Linked DNA regions of Homo sapiens: region 2 is linked to region 1. Evidence: chromatin contacts called from ENCODE Hi-C or POLR2A ChIA-PET data. All regions are on one chromosome and are shown on one strand. Each heading gives the region's core, a stretch centred on a gene start or an enhancer-like site at or near the end of the contact. The rest is flanking DNA. Distances are from core to core; before and after follow the strand shown.

What was found. Hi-C counts contacts between places; a loop is a spot of excess contacts on that map. ChIA-PET counts read pairs that join two places held with the same protein, here RNA polymerase II (POLR2A). Pooled maps may share reads with other maps.
Region 2: a map of motor neuron shows a loop between it and region 1 (3-fold over the local background). The contact joins two enhancer-like sites. A Hi-C loop is called at or near these places in 103 of 168 maps with a recorded cell type or tissue (A673, CD4-positive, alpha-beta T cell, GM12878 and 55 more), 35 of 37 single-sample maps with no recorded cell type and 47 of 50 pooled maps. POLR2A ChIA-PET finds 5 or more read pairs at or near these places in 2 of 52 experiments (HCT116 and WTC11).

What each region holds. Positions count from the first base shown.
Region 1 is chr18:48,049,009-48,056,214 of GRCh38, reverse strand. All of the region lies in intron 3 of ZBTB7C (zinc finger and BTB domain containing 7C), which reads left to right. Among named protein-coding and RNA genes, the nearest start is that of ZBTB7C-AS1, 110 kb to the left of the region's middle. RefSeq lists an enhancer at 1,509-2,009. Within about 2 kb of position 5,807, at least 2 of the 41 ENCODE cell types and tissues checked have a DNase peak (open chromatin) inside an H3K27ac peak, as active enhancers do.
Region 2 is chr18:48,437,682-48,445,206 of GRCh38, reverse strand. No RefSeq gene overlaps it. Among named protein-coding and RNA genes, the nearest start is that of ZBTB7C, 32 kb to the right of the region's middle. Within about 2 kb of position 4,111, at least 9 of the 41 ENCODE cell types and tissues checked have a DNase peak (open chromatin) inside an H3K27ac peak, as active enhancers do.

The DNA.
Region 1 (7,206 bases), core at 4,558-7,057:
GTCATGTTTAAAACAGTCTCTGTATGGATCTTACACATTTCTTAATAACTTATTCCTAGGTGTTGTTTCTATTTTTGTTGCCAAGTCAGTGGGGTCCCTAATATACTTCTGAACTTGTCTGTTATTTGTATAGGAAAGTATCCAATCATATCATCCACAAATAATGACTTTTTTGCCAACTCTTCTTTTTACTTTTTAACCTTGTATTTCTTATTCAACATTTCTGATCTTGAGACTTCAAATGGGAAGCCGACCTTCTAGGTGTGAGGAAATTCCTGAGCCCGTCCTAGCTCAGCAGCGGATCTGCCAGGTTTCCTCAGTCCAGGGTGGAGATGGGGAGATTCTCCTGCCTTGAGAATATTTTCACTGTAAATTTATGATGGTCTGGAAACCAAAAATCGCAGAGCAAGACGACGAGCGGTGGTAGCTGCAGTGGGGTCGAGTTGGGGTGGAGGGAAAGGGTAGCTACTCTATAAGGTGCTGAATCAGGTGAACTATTCTTCCTTTAGGTCGGGAAAGTCTAGTCCTTGGTGCTGGGCTCCTGTGGCTGGGAGCAAATATCAGGAGAGTGAAGGCAGGCTCCTGTCTCCTGAGAGTCTCACAAAGCACAAAAGGGAGGGCTGGATTCCCAGGCTGCATTCAGAAGCGGGCACTTGTGATGCATTGTTGCACAGCTTTCCACGATGCCCTCCCTCCCCAGACAGCCGTTCAGCCCAGACACCTAGCTCTGACTTGCTGGCTTCCATATTCCTGATTGTAGCACCCAGCCCGTACTTGGTTCTTTTTTTTTTTTTTTTTTTTTTTGAGACTTGAGTCTTACTCTGTCACCCATGCTGGAGTGCAGTGGCGCAATCTCAGCTCACTGCAACCTCTGCCTCCTGGGTTCCAGCGATTCTCCTGCCTCAGCCTTCCGAGTAGCTGGGATTATATGCACCTGCCACCATGCCCAGCTAATTTTTGTATTTTTAGTAGAGATGGGGTTTCACCATGATGGCCAGGCTGGTCTTGAACTCCTGACTTTAAATGATCCTCCCGCCTCAGCCTCCCAAAGTACTGGGATTACTTTGGGAGGTGAGCCACCATGCCCAGCCCCACATTAGGTTCTTTATTGGTTCCTACTTCTTTGAGATATTTTGCTGTGGGTTACTCTTACCTGCCCAGTGAAGCCAGAAGCCCCTCTAAAGCAGGTATTTTCTATAGACTTACACAGCATGAAGCCCAGTCAAGCATATGGTGAGTGATCAATAACATGTGGTAATTGACTGATATTCCACGAGTCAACCAAAGGGGACAAATGAGTTTCCAACTCACATCCTAATTGCCCTCTCTTTGGAAAGGGAACCAAACAGCCATCAGCTTCTGCAGTGGGCAAGGGAGGAAATGATAGCAGAGGAGAGACTGGGCTCAGGTATAAATAGGAAAAGGAAACGCTTGGGCTTTCTCAGTGCAATAAAAGTTCTATATAATAATATTATAAGGAACTGTGCAATTAAGCCTGGAAATTGCAAGCTTCCAGTTTGTTCTTTCCCAGCCAAATGCCAGGCGGTTCTCGTGGTGGACGGCGTTTGCTTAGAAGAAAAGTACAAGTTCTGAGGCAAATCTGAGGTTTGGCTTCCTTTGAAAAACACAGGCAGGGCCGGGATCTTTGAGGCCATCTGGCTGGACCTCGTCTCTAAATTGAGGTAGACAACAGCAGGGAGGCAGGAGTGTTTGTCGAGGGCTGAGGCATAACCAGGACATCTTACACCTGTGATGAGTCCTCGGCATGTGACTCTGTCCTCTTTCCTCCCACAGCTGCCACCCCCCACGGCAGCTCCTCCCCGGCCAGATCCCACATGGAGGTCTGGGGTAGAGAAGGGCAGGGGAGTGGCCGTGAATAATGCAGAGCGGCTTCCTGGGTCAGGAGATACAATCTCCTAACTGGTTCCGGCCGCCCTTCCCTCCCTGCTCCAGGACTGCTTCTTGCTGACACCTTCCTCAAATACAGCGCCAAGAGATTCTTCTCCTATCCAGAACCTTCCCTGATTTCCTTCGCGGAAGGATTCCAATGCTCATGAGGCCCCTGCCTCACCGTCCCACCCACGCCCAAGACTCCCACATGGTGGGCTGCAGTGTTCCCTGCTCTGCTTCCCAGACTAGCCTGTCTCTAAATTCGTTGAACTTAAATCTTTGAACCCAGCACCGCAAACTCCCTGGCATTCCTGTCTGCATGTGCCATCCTCACTCAGCCTCTGCGCATGCCTTCGCACAAGCTAATCCCTTTGCCAAAATGTTGTCCTTCCCCTGCCCCACATCCCTGGCTGCTTGGGGGCCTCACCTCCTTGGAGGAGTCCCCTTCCTGGGCCCAGCAGAGTCCCCGTCCTCTGACCCCAGGCACCCCATCTGCCTCCATGAACCAGCACTTAGCACTCATTTTAGGTCTTGTCTTTACTGTCTCTCCCACTCTTCTGTGGCTTCTTAAGACCAGGAGCTCCATCTCTTTCATCCATGTTTCTCCAGCACTTAGCTAAATGGGTAAATACTGCAGTAGCTGAGAGAGACAGTTGCAGACTGCTTAGGAAACCCGGAACCTGACTGCTTAGGTTCAAGCCTCGGCTCTACCTCAGTTTCCCTACTTGAAAAATGGGGTGATAATGATGACAGTAGCCACCTCATGGGGTTTTTGAGAGGATGAAATGAGAGAAATATAAATGCAAATATAAATATAAATATAAATGTAAAATATTTAGGACAGCGACTGGTACCTAATGGGCACCCAGAGTACATCTCAGTGACCAGTTTGATTCAGTCAAAGGTGAAGGAATCTCAGAATTGGTCCTTCCATCACCTGTTTACTGTGTCTCTGTGCAGCATACCTGAAGTCACCATTATGGGAGAATGAGTTGTGTTCCTGTCCATTCCCCAACCCGCGCATGCAAGGCCTGTGGGGTGTCTGTAATGAATCTGTGCACATTCTGCAGAAGCGGCCGCTCCCAACTCCATGCCCATTCTTGGCCACTGTAGGGGCGATGGGAAGACAGACATGGAAGCTGCCTCCTCACTTTTCCTCTGGGGCAGGCGGAAGGGACGCATCAAGCACTTTTACCAACCTGTTGAGTCGTCATCACTCTACTCACTGTGGTCAAATAATAACCCCACCTTGACCTTGTAGAACACTCGTCATCTGAAAGTCCAACGTGTGTTCACATGTATTTTCCTGTGTAACTTGGCAGGGTCCCAGAGAGAACTAAAGTGAAGGGGGTGGGAGGAGAAAGAGGGCAAAGTCAAGGTCACAGGAAACCCAAAGTGAGATGCAGCAGCCCCAAGACATCTGAAGTCGAGCTGTGCATGACCTCAGAATCCAAGGATCTATCCTGGAACCAAAATATTGAAATGGATTCATGTGTGGGCAGCAAGGGACATTCACAACCAGCTAGTCTTATATAAAAGAAGAAACTGAAGCTCAAACAGGGACCCGGCCGCTTCAAGGTCACATGAAGCAGTTGCAGAGCAGAGCTAGGATTTTAACTATAATTCCTCCCCCAGAGGGTTTTGGCCTGCTGTCTGCTGACTGCACACCTGGGTACTTCCCAGCCTTTGCTCCTCATGCTCCCGGCCTTTCTCTGCTCCAACTATGGCCCCCTCACCTGGCCTCTGCTTTCCTTTCTGCCTGGTGTAAAGTCCCCAGGGCCAGCAGCAATGGACTCAGCTTCCAGAGCCCTACCCACAGCACTGGGAGCCCTTGGCACGTGGGTAGAAGAGGCATGCAGACAGCACACTCAGAGGCTAGCCAGCTGTGGAGCACCTTAATGCCTTCTAGAACAGATGCCAAAATATCCCCAGGAAGGGTCAAAATATGGTACCACTTAGCCCAGTTATCCACACACAACCTCTTCAATAACTAGCAAAATCTAAACCATTTCCACTCTACTAGAGGAGATGGCCCCTTTGGGCAGAAATGGCTACAAAGAATAGTGCTCTCATGGGTTGATGCTTGTCCCACCCTTCCACCACAGCCCCACCCTCCAGGGAGCCATCCAACACCAGAAGGGGACATCTCCTGTGAAGGCAGCCTGAGGCCATTGGGAGTATGAAACTCAGTAACGCGTGGCCTAGTGCTGTTTATGGGAGACGAGTGATTTATTTTATTATCTAAATTTTCAGTGGTTTAATAAGGTTTAATAAGCCTCCCAAGAAGTTTTCTGGCTCAGGAAATCGCCTGTAATAAACACAAGTAGTAAATCCTTTATTTTGAACATGAAAGAGGTGTGCAACTTTTCTTAAAAGAAAACAAGTCTCCCCCCACTGCCCCCTAGAAAATAAAGGATGAAAAAATAATTAAAGAACAACAGCTTGAAGGGGCACCATTTGATTTGCCTGCCGCAGACTTCCATGGCCAACCCGGCCAGGGTGCCAGCCATCTGCGGTGGCACTCCTCTCCATTGGTGTGTCCCGCCAGCTCTTGACCCTGCAGTTGCACCCTAGCAAACTGAAACGAGCCCTCACTTTGTGACTGAGGCCAGGCAGCCCCGTAGGGAACCCACTTTTTCTGTCTTTCTTGCAAGTCCCCTGCATGGTGCATTAGCAAAAGCAATGGCCTCAGGGAAGATGCGAGCGCCCCCACTCTCATCCCATCACTTTGTGACCTTAGCCTCACCTTCACTTTAGTTTCCTCATCTGTCAAATAGGCATAATTCCGCCTGGCCTGCCACCAAAGAGGTCAAAGTGCTTTGAAAGGTAAAAGGCTCCAAGCCACCCCTTGGATGAGGGGATGAGGGCAGTGGTCCTGGCACATCCACTTCAGATTGCCCCAGAGGCCTCAGGCAGCCTCTACATAGACGAAGGGGGTCCTCTAGGTGTGACTGAGCAGCTCTGACACTCATGTACCCTCAGCCTGAATCCCACACCCATTTCTATCCCCAAAGCCCAGGTGTGAGGCTTCCCCTCATTCTTCCTCACCCATCTGCCCATCCCTTGGGCTACGCTCTTCGGTACCCTTCAAGTCCAGCCTAGAGAAGCGCACCCTGGCTTTTGCCCTACTCTAAACCTCTATGGGGATCTTAGACCTTGTTCTGATAAAATCAAACCAATGCTGGTGTAGAGGAGATGGAGAAAGGGTTGAAGAGGTGGCGATGATGTTGGGGCTGGAGGTCAACAGGGGATACAGCCTCATACAGGGGGCAGAGCCTAGGTGACCAGCAGGAGGTTTGGGACCTCTGTCACTTACACAGTTCTGTGACCTTGGGCAAATCAATTCACCAGCAGGAGCTTAGGTTTCTCGTTGGCAAAATAGGCAAAATAATTCCTTATGTACACAGGGATCCTAGGAAAACATGAAGAAAAATGCCTGTGAACAAGCTTTCCTGAAAGTAAAGCTCAACAGGCATGTGGCATTGTTAACCCAGGGGGTTTCAGCAGAGAACCATGAAGCAGAGACTTGAGTGACTGGTTGCAGAAAAAAAACTCAGACCTTAGATGTAGGGGCAGAGAAAATCTGTCTGTGACTGGGATGAGAACCCAGGGGTGCCTGCTTCCTGGGTCTGGCCTCTTCTGGGCCCTTGCTTGTCTTGTCAAGGGGGCTGGACATTGCAGGGAAAGAGGAGGGGGTGCACAATTGTGTGAGGTGGGAAGGGCCTGCATTCCAGCTGTAAGGGAACACCTGGATGGCCATTGCCCTTAGCAGAGGAAGAAAGCTCAGAGCAAATCGCACAGAAACCCTGAGGGGCTGAGTGGGCCAGGCTCAGCTGGGGACTGCGGGCTCTAGGCGTGTCCTGGCAGGGTGGCAGAGCAGGTGGGGCCGGCTTTACCCAGTGTGGGCGCTCTGCCTGGGGTGCTCGTGGCGGGCAGGGCACAGGCTAAAAGTTGAAGTAGCCCTGCCCAGCCTCCCAGCCCACATGTCTGGTTCCAGCCTCTGGGGCAGCCAAGGCCCAGGGGCATTCCAGGGCCAAGGGGTGTGACCACCTTGCTTGGGGAAACTGCCAAGGGCTGGGTGGGTGTGCCCAGCAGAGATCTAGGGCTGGCCAGCTGCTTGGGCCAGGTCTCCCACCCTTTATCCTGCCCTAACCCACCACCCCTTTGTGGATTTCAGTGCCTACAGACCACGAGTAAAGACCTGCTCAAAGAACGCAGGTAGCCGCTGCCCAACCTCATTCCCACATCTGGAGAGGAAATCCACATCCCTTCTCACCCCATGCAGCACACCTCCCACCCCCACCTCAGCCACTAATTCCACCAGGTGGCTGTGAAGCTCCAGGCCTGGGCATGGGAGGAGGTGGAGGCTGGAGACTGGGTGGGGACAGCTTCCGGGATAGTGGGAGTCGGCTGGCTGGGGCCAGCTTGCCCTGGGGATTTGGCAGATGGAACCACCATCCTGAGCCCAGATTTGCTGAGCTGAGCAGGATTCAGGGAGGCACCAGACTTGTGGATCATAGCAATAGAATTGCACCAACAGTTCTATTCTTGAAGGGCAGGAAAGCAATGGGACTCAAGCAGAAATCCAGTTCCCACCCTGCTGTTTTCTAGCTGCGTGACTTGGAGCAGGTCACTTAGCCTCTCTGATTACCATAACAGGGATCATAATACCAGCAGAAGAATGAAATGAATTAATATAAGCACCTTATGAATGATAGGGCTCTGTTCAAATGTCAGGTATCCCACGGCAGAGGGCTGGGGCCATCCCACTGCCTTTTGTGATTTCAAAGCTATCCCCTTTGTTTATTTGAACCAATCTCATTCATACAGTGTCTACCATGTTCCTACTTGCTGGCATCCTGGGAGTAATGCAGAAATACAAGAAATAGACCCTGCCTTGAAGCAGGTGATCTCACTGGGGGAATGGGACTTCCAAATAACCCAAGTGTGCCTGGAACCTCAGGCTGACTCATTCCACTCACATACCACTCGGCGAGATCCATGCAATTACTTCCCCATTTCCTAGATAAGGAAACTGAGGCAGCAGAAGTATATAATTTGCCTACACCAGCACTTCATGTTCCTAGTAAAACTAAGACTAGAACACGAGTCCTTTACTAGCCAGGCAGGCTTGCACCTAGTTGGGGGCACTGTGGTCTAACAGAGGGGACACAGGCTTGGGCATTAACCTATTTATGCAAGAGGTTGAGAATCTTTTTGTGAAAAATCAGACTTTGGCGATGACCTTGAGCAGTAGGCTATAAATAACTCCCACAAGCTTAGTGTTCCAATAATGGAACACTAGGCATAAATGGG
Region 2 (7,525 bases), core at 2,862-5,361, 390 kb before region 1:
CAGTGAATTTATTCACAATCAGGTGTAAGTGACGAATAATAGTAGGATCCCTAGAATCTCAGGATGACCCATCCCATGTTGTATGCTTTTGTCTCAGGTAGAGTTTTTCCCAAGTACACACTGGGATGGAGTTTGGGGTACAGAAGAAGACATCAAACAGGGAGGCAGACCAAACAAAGCCTTAGCCAGCCTAGCTCTTGCCTAGATGTCCAGGCTTCTGTGCTTGTCCAGACCTCTCTCAGTCACCAGATGCAAGTGCCCCAGGAGAGGAGGCTCCCTGCAGGGGAGGCCAACCCTGAAGAGCTGACCCTGGAGGCTTTCTGCGGACCACACTCCCCACAGCTGGATAGCGAGCCCTTCCCTGAAGGGGATCTAGAAGCTGTGTTTCCATGTGCACCTCACCCTTTTAAAGGATCCCATAACCCAGTGACCCTCCAGCACCCCACTGATAGGAGGACTCTCCCAGGACCAGGGCACCCTCTTTCTACAGAGGCAGCCCATCCCCATTTCACAAGGTGCTGGGCTTCCCTCTGCTGAGCTAAAATCTGCACTCCTAAAATGCAGGAGTGCTAGTCTAGGTTCTGCCCTTTGGAGCTACACAAATCAAAAACCCATTCCCATGATGACTATTGGGAGCATCTCCCAGCCCACTCCCATCCTGATCTCTCCATTCATTCCCCATGTGACATACGTCCGTGATCTCTGTCCAGATCATTGCTGTTTAGTCCAAATCCCTCTGACATATGGTTCCAGCTCTGAATGCAGTTCTCCAGGAGGCCTGCTTAGTGCTGAGACTAAGTCCTTCTTGCTCTGAAGGACACAGTCAAATCACAGTGTTGACTCAACTGAAGTTTACCAAAATCCTCAGCCACCAGCCACTGCTGATCCAAAGAGCCACGGACTGTCCTGCTGTAATTGACTCTCAGACACAAGTAAAGAATTTTGTATTTGTCTCAGTTTTTTTCTAACTTTTAGCCCCTTCCCAAGGGAATTTGCATTTTAACAGAAAAGGATGAATATCTGAGAAGGGATTCCTGGATGGATCAAAAGATGAATTTTCAGCCCTGGGTGTTCCTGCAAACACCCACAGATTAGTGCTTATTAGTGCTTCTTTTTTGTTTTTTTGTTTTTGTTTTTGTTTTTGTTTTTGTTTTGAGACGGAGTCTTGCTCTGTCACCCAGGCTGGAGTGCAGTGGCGTGACCTTGGCTCACTGCAACCTCCACCTCCTGGGTTCATGCCATTCTCCTGCCTCAGCATCCCAAGTAGCTGGGACTACAGGTGCCCACCACCACGCCTGGCTAATTTTTTTGTGTTTTTAGTAGAGATAGGGTTTCATCATGTTAGCCAGGATGGTCTCAATCTCCTGACTTCATGATCTGCCTGCCTCGGCCTCCCGAAGTGCTGGGATTACAGGCATGAGCCACCATGCCTGGCCAGATTAGTGCTTCTTAAACCCGTTTCAGGAGTATGTAGCAGTTCATTACAGGAAGCTCAAACAAGCTTCTTTTAGCAAGAAGCATCCTCCTGGAGGGTCACTTTATCCTAAGATTTGGGGACAAAAATTCCTATATTAAGCAACTCAGTAATAATATAGAAAAGAATGCAAAATATACATGAATTTCTAAGGGAAATTATTGACTTCAAAGACATTTCACACATCTTTTGGGATGCCTTAGGCCCACCCCTGGCCTCCCTGGAGGGGAGCAACATAGTCACTCTCTAGTTACAGAGTACTTGGTGTAGATAATGATGCTCTCCACCCTGGGCCAAAGTGGCCATGCATGGGCCAAGACATACACAAGATAACCAACCAAATAAGAACCAAACCCACACACTCCCTGCCAGTCTAGACAATGCAGTTTTGGAGGTAGAGGGTCCCTCACAGATCAGCTAGTCTGATTTTTTTGTTTTACAAAGATACTAACACCAAGAGCCAGAGAATGGAAATCATTTGCTCAAGATGGGGCAGATTTGTGGTCCCCTGAGTCTGAGTCTCCTTCATGGCATTTACTATGGGTAGTGCCAGGGAGGTGAAATTGGCTGGCTGTGAGGCTGAAACATGGTAGGTAGGCCCCTCGGGTTGCTGTTCCAGGAGATCATGGGGCCATGGGCATAATAGGCACAGGTAGAAGTTTCTGGCAGGAGTAGCTGCTGGAGAATCCACATACTTGATGTGCTGGGCAGCTCCCTGTGGGTTGAGTCAGCCTCAGCCAGCTACTAGGGATTCACCCTGGATCCATTCTCTTACGTGTGAGGCTGACATCAGAACCACTTTCTATGACTCCAAGAGAAAGCCACACTTCTTTCTCAACAGTTATTTCAGACATTGATTTTTTTCTCCCCCTGGTTGTTTCTCATGGAAAACAAGACTGCTTTCCCCCAAGTCCCAAGTGACTGCCTTCTTTGATCCTGCCCCTGGGGCTGTGTGTGTGACACCATCATTTGGCAAACAGTGAGAAAACAAAGAGAAAACCCAGAAGGGTTGGGGTTTCTAAAATCTAGGGCACAGTCCATCCCTTGAGAAGCAGCAAGTAATCTAGCTGAGTGAGAGAAGACCAACATGAATTTGAAAACAGTAAAAAACCATAAAGAAGGAAGGGTGGTTCAGGCTGTGATTGAGAGAATAGCTTAGAGGGGAGGGCTGGATGGGGACAGGAGTGATCAGGGAAACCTCGCTGGAGCTGCCATCTCCTGTCCTAGGTTTTGGGGCACCAGCACAAGAGTACCAGACTTGGAGGTGGGGGTGCACGTTTAAATTTGAGTTCACCCAAACGAATTTTGTAAGGGGGCCCATCTCCAGTTCTTCCTAAGTCCCCTCCCATGTTGTCCTCTATGCCCAGTGATTGTGTAAATCCCTCAGGAAAAGACTATCTCATCAGCATGCATTTTCTCAGATTGGCCCTGCTCTGCTGGCTTTTTCCCTACAGTTGTCTCTGTAGCTTCCCTTAGTCTCAGTTTCCCCATATGCGAACGAAAGAGATTTGTTCCCCTGCTCCTCTCTAAGAAGGTTGTGAAGATAAATGGCATCACAGGCTAGATCAATTCAACTCAAGCCCAGGGAAATATTGCACTGGGAAGCTTCATTCAAACTATTCTCCTCCAGTCTGTCAAGCATCGCTATCGAGACAGCTGGAGGAAGAATTTCAGATGGGGGGCTGGGCAAAGGGGTGGCACCCTTTGTATTCATTCATTCCACAAAAGAAAATATACTTGGATTCCAAGAAATGGAGGGAGCATAGCTCCAGGCAAGTGTGCAAGGGGGCCGCCTTGTCACCTTTCCTGAGTGTCCTGGGCCAGAGCAGCCGGTGGAGGACGTGGCACTTGGAACCAGCTCAGCTGCAAAGGCAGACCACAACCAAACCAGTAACTGCTTTTCCAGACACTGCACACAGCTTCGCCGGGCTGGAGAGTGTGAGGCAGCTGACAGACTGAGAAGGGCTTGCAGTTTCCAGCGCTCCGACCGGTGTCAGAAATCCTCAGAAGATTGATGGGCCTTTTCCAAAGAGGAGGCCAGAGCACTTTCAGGATGAGAGCCCGGGAGGAGCCGGGCTTTGGAGAACTTGGCACAGAGCTGCCTTTTGCCCCCAGGGACCTGGATCTGAGCGTGGTCCCAGAGTCTTGGCAGGAGGTCGTGTTTCAGTTGGCATCCTCTGCCGCGGTGGAGGAAGCCGACCACGGCCGGACATCCTGTGCCAGTTTGGGAGGGTTGGGAGCGCCTTTCAGAGAAGTCCCAAAACCCTGAGCACACGCAGTCACACTGCATTCATTCAGCACACAAGTGCTGTTTCTAAGGTCAGCACCAGATGTGACTTTAAAAGTGTACAAAAGGAACACAGATTTCAACAAGCGGAATCCTGCCTGGCCTTCAGCTTTAATGGAACAGCCCTCACAGGCCAACCTGGGTGGGTTTAAATTCATTTAAGCCACTTTCCTGACAGAGGGGTCTGACTACGGAGAACTCAGCCGAGGACTTGGAGCATTTCCTCCTGTAGTTAGATTCGGTGGAGGACTGGTGGGGCTGAGTCCTCAGCCCGATTAAGCAATGAATTGGGATTTGTTTCCCTGAGCCCAGGGGTGGCGGGGATGGGGTAAGGTTGTGGCAAGGTCCCTGGACTGGAGTCAGGCATTCTGTAATTGAGTCCTTCCTAGGATACTAACTAGCACATGACTGCAGGCCGTCAACCTCCTCGCTGTCCTATTCTGAGATTCCTCCAGCTTGAAAATTCGAAATGGGGGTGTTCCAACTATAAGCGAAGATTATATTTTTAATATGAGTGGAGGATTCCTGATGATCTCCAGTTAAAGGAAAGAGTTTTCTAAATCCATAGACTTTTGATTTCCCTTAAATTATTATGTAAATAGCAGATGTAAAGACAGTTCTAGTTGGAGTCAGGTAGGTAGGAAGAACTGAAATTCATTCAAATGAGCTTAAGAAAAAGGGAGTTTATTGGATCCTATGAAACCTAAGATGAGGCTGGGTCTTGCAGGGGCTGAAGCTGGAAGCTGGAAAGTTATCTGGAATGGAGATGGCCTGTCTGCTTCATTCTCTCTTTCTGTCCATTATGAGTTTCCTTTGTTTATCCAGAGTCCCTGTCACTCGTAAATGTCACAAGGCTTTGGCTTGTCATGATACTGACTTCTCCCTCCCTCTACTTTCCCTTAAAACCTCACCACTAGTGAACACAGCCTTGGGTCAGGTGTCCATCCTTGGTCTAATCAGCCTCTGTGGAGAAGGGGAGAGGTGTGGTACCTGTGCACTGGGCGGTTTCTCTAGAGAGGGCTGGGCTGGGAAGGGGCAGGTGCAAAAGCTATCTAGGACAAGAACATCTTGACCACTGCACCACCCTCTACTCTAGAAATTCTCTCTCTCTTTGGGTCCAGGGACTCCATATCCCATAACGCTTCTCTTTCTCTGGTGATTACTTTGACAGCTCCTTTGATGGTCTTTTCTTGCTATCTAGCCCTTTAGTTTTGATGTTCCCTAAGAACCTGTTCTTGATCATCTTTGCTTTATTAGGTCCTCAATAATCCAGGTCCTCAGTCCAGACACAAAGAATACGGTGGAGAACAAGACTGCCTCCATCGTCATAGGATTCACAGCCTAAAGAGAAAACAAGTGGTTTCAATCCATCATGACAAGCTCCATGATGGGAAGTGGGGAGAGGGTCTCGAGAGCACATATCAGGGAACTTAATTCCACCCACCAAGGACTCCCCAAGTATGTTTCCAGCTCCAATTCTCTTTTGACCTGCATTTGTCACTGTACTTATTGGACATCTCCATCTACCAGTTCTGCAGCAGTGTTAGATCTAAAATATCCACAATGGAAACAATTGTTACCCACCTAGAGCTGTTAAGCCTGTATTACTTATAGCTATTAACATTGGCACATCCTTCCAGGCTCCAAGGCTGGATACCTGGGAGTCCATTGACATCTCTTTTCTCTGATCATCGAAATCCAATGAGTTGTTAGGTCTTGTCAAGTTGCCCTCAGTGATGTCTGCAGGACCCAGTCTTCCCCTACATCCCCACCACCATTTCTGGTTCAAACACACGTTGTCTCTTCTCCTTGGTGTTGCAATAGTCTCCAGTTGTTCCCCTTAGCTGGATTCTCACCTCCCACTTCTCAGTCTATCAACAACACAGCACCCACAGTGAAGCTTAATTTTTCTGGGGGAAAAAAAAGAAACAAACTCTTTTTCCTCTTACTATATACTCTCAGAACACAGGATGCTTCCCCTGCGGTCACCAAAATGTGTGTGGGGTTTTTCCCATCAACTAATCAATTCTGTAGCCACACCAGCTAGGTGTCCTATAATTTAACTCAACTCTGACAATTCCTGGAGACAGTGTCAGATCCCACAGGTTAGGGCTTGGTCCCACAGGACTGCCCCTTACCTTAAGGGGCCAGACACAAGCCCCAGATTGTGATCTGTGCTTCTGACCGACTGGTTATAAATCTCACTACCCCCTCCTTGGGTTCAATTAATTTGCTAGGATGACTCATAGAACTCAAGGAAACACTTTACTTACATTAACCCATTTATTATAAATGATTTTACAAAGGATACAGAAGAAGATGGAAGAGATGTATGGAGCAAGATATGTGGGAAGGGGCACCGAGCTTCCATGCCCTTTCCGGGGGTGCCACCCTCCAGACACCTCCACGTGCTCAGCTACCCAGAGCTCTCTGAACCCTGTTCTTTTGGGTTTTTATGGAGGCTTCATTACACAGGCTTGGTTGATTAAATCATTGCCCATTAGTTAGTGATCAACTCAACCTTCAGCCCCACTACCCTCTCTGGAGGTTTAGGGGGTGGGACTGAAGGTTCCAACCCTCCAATCACATGGTTGTTTCCCCTGGCAACCAGCCCCCATCCTGAGGCCATCCAAGAGCCCTTCAAGAGTTGCCTCATTAGAACAAAAGATGCTCCTATCACCCAAGAAATTTCAAAGGATTTAGGAGCTCTATGTCGATACTCCTGTCACTCAGGAAATTACAAAGGTCTTAGGAGTTCTATGTCAGAAATCATGGTCAAAGACCAATTATTAGAACAAATATTTTTCTAGTGCCCCATCTACAAGGGTTTTAGGAGCTGTGTGCCAGGAATCAGGGGCAGAGAATAAATGTATATTTCTTATTATATCACAATATCAAATTTTGCTTTTCTGTTTTTACTTATGTCTTAGTCTGTCCAGGCTGCTATGCCAAAATACTATAAACCAGGTGGCTCATATATTAACAGGTAGAAGCATTATTGGATTTATTTCTCAGTTTTGGAGGACGGGCGGTCTAAGATCAAGACACTAGCAGATTTGGTGTCTGGTGAAGTCCCACTTCCTGGCTCCTTGCCTTCTTGCTGTGTCCTTACATGGTGGAAGGGAGTAACCAGCTCTTGGGGGCCTCTGTTGTAAGGGCACTGATCCCAATCATGACCCCTTGTGGTCTAATCACCTCCCAAAGGCCCCACCTCCTAATACCATCACTTGGGGGGTGAAGACTTCAACACAGCAATTTGGAGGAAGACACAAATATTCAGACCATTGCAACCTAACTCTTACTCAGCTTCTAAAATCTGAAATCTTAGTATTTACTATCTGTTTTCACTTCTCCCTTAAAAAACAAAATAGAACATTAGAGATAACGTTAATTTTTCCATTTAGATAACCAGTCACCCCAATCCCATTTGTTTACAGCGTGTGCTTTCCCCGGTGTTTGCGAACTTTCGGGGCTCCATTTGTGTGTTGGGGTATCTTTGGCCCCTCTATTTGATTTTATTGGTGTGCTGCTTTCTTCTGTGCCAATACCATACTTCATTAACATTTTGTTTTCTACAAAGTCTTAATATCTGGTGAAGCAAGCCCTCTGCTATTTTATTATACAACTGCCTTGGCTATTCTTGTCTCTGTGTGTGTGTGAGAGAGTGTGTGTGTGTATGTGTGTGGAGCGTGAATGTTTCCTCAATTTTGGAGCAAGTTATGCACAACTTGGAAGATGGAGCGTACATGACAGAGCTGTGACAT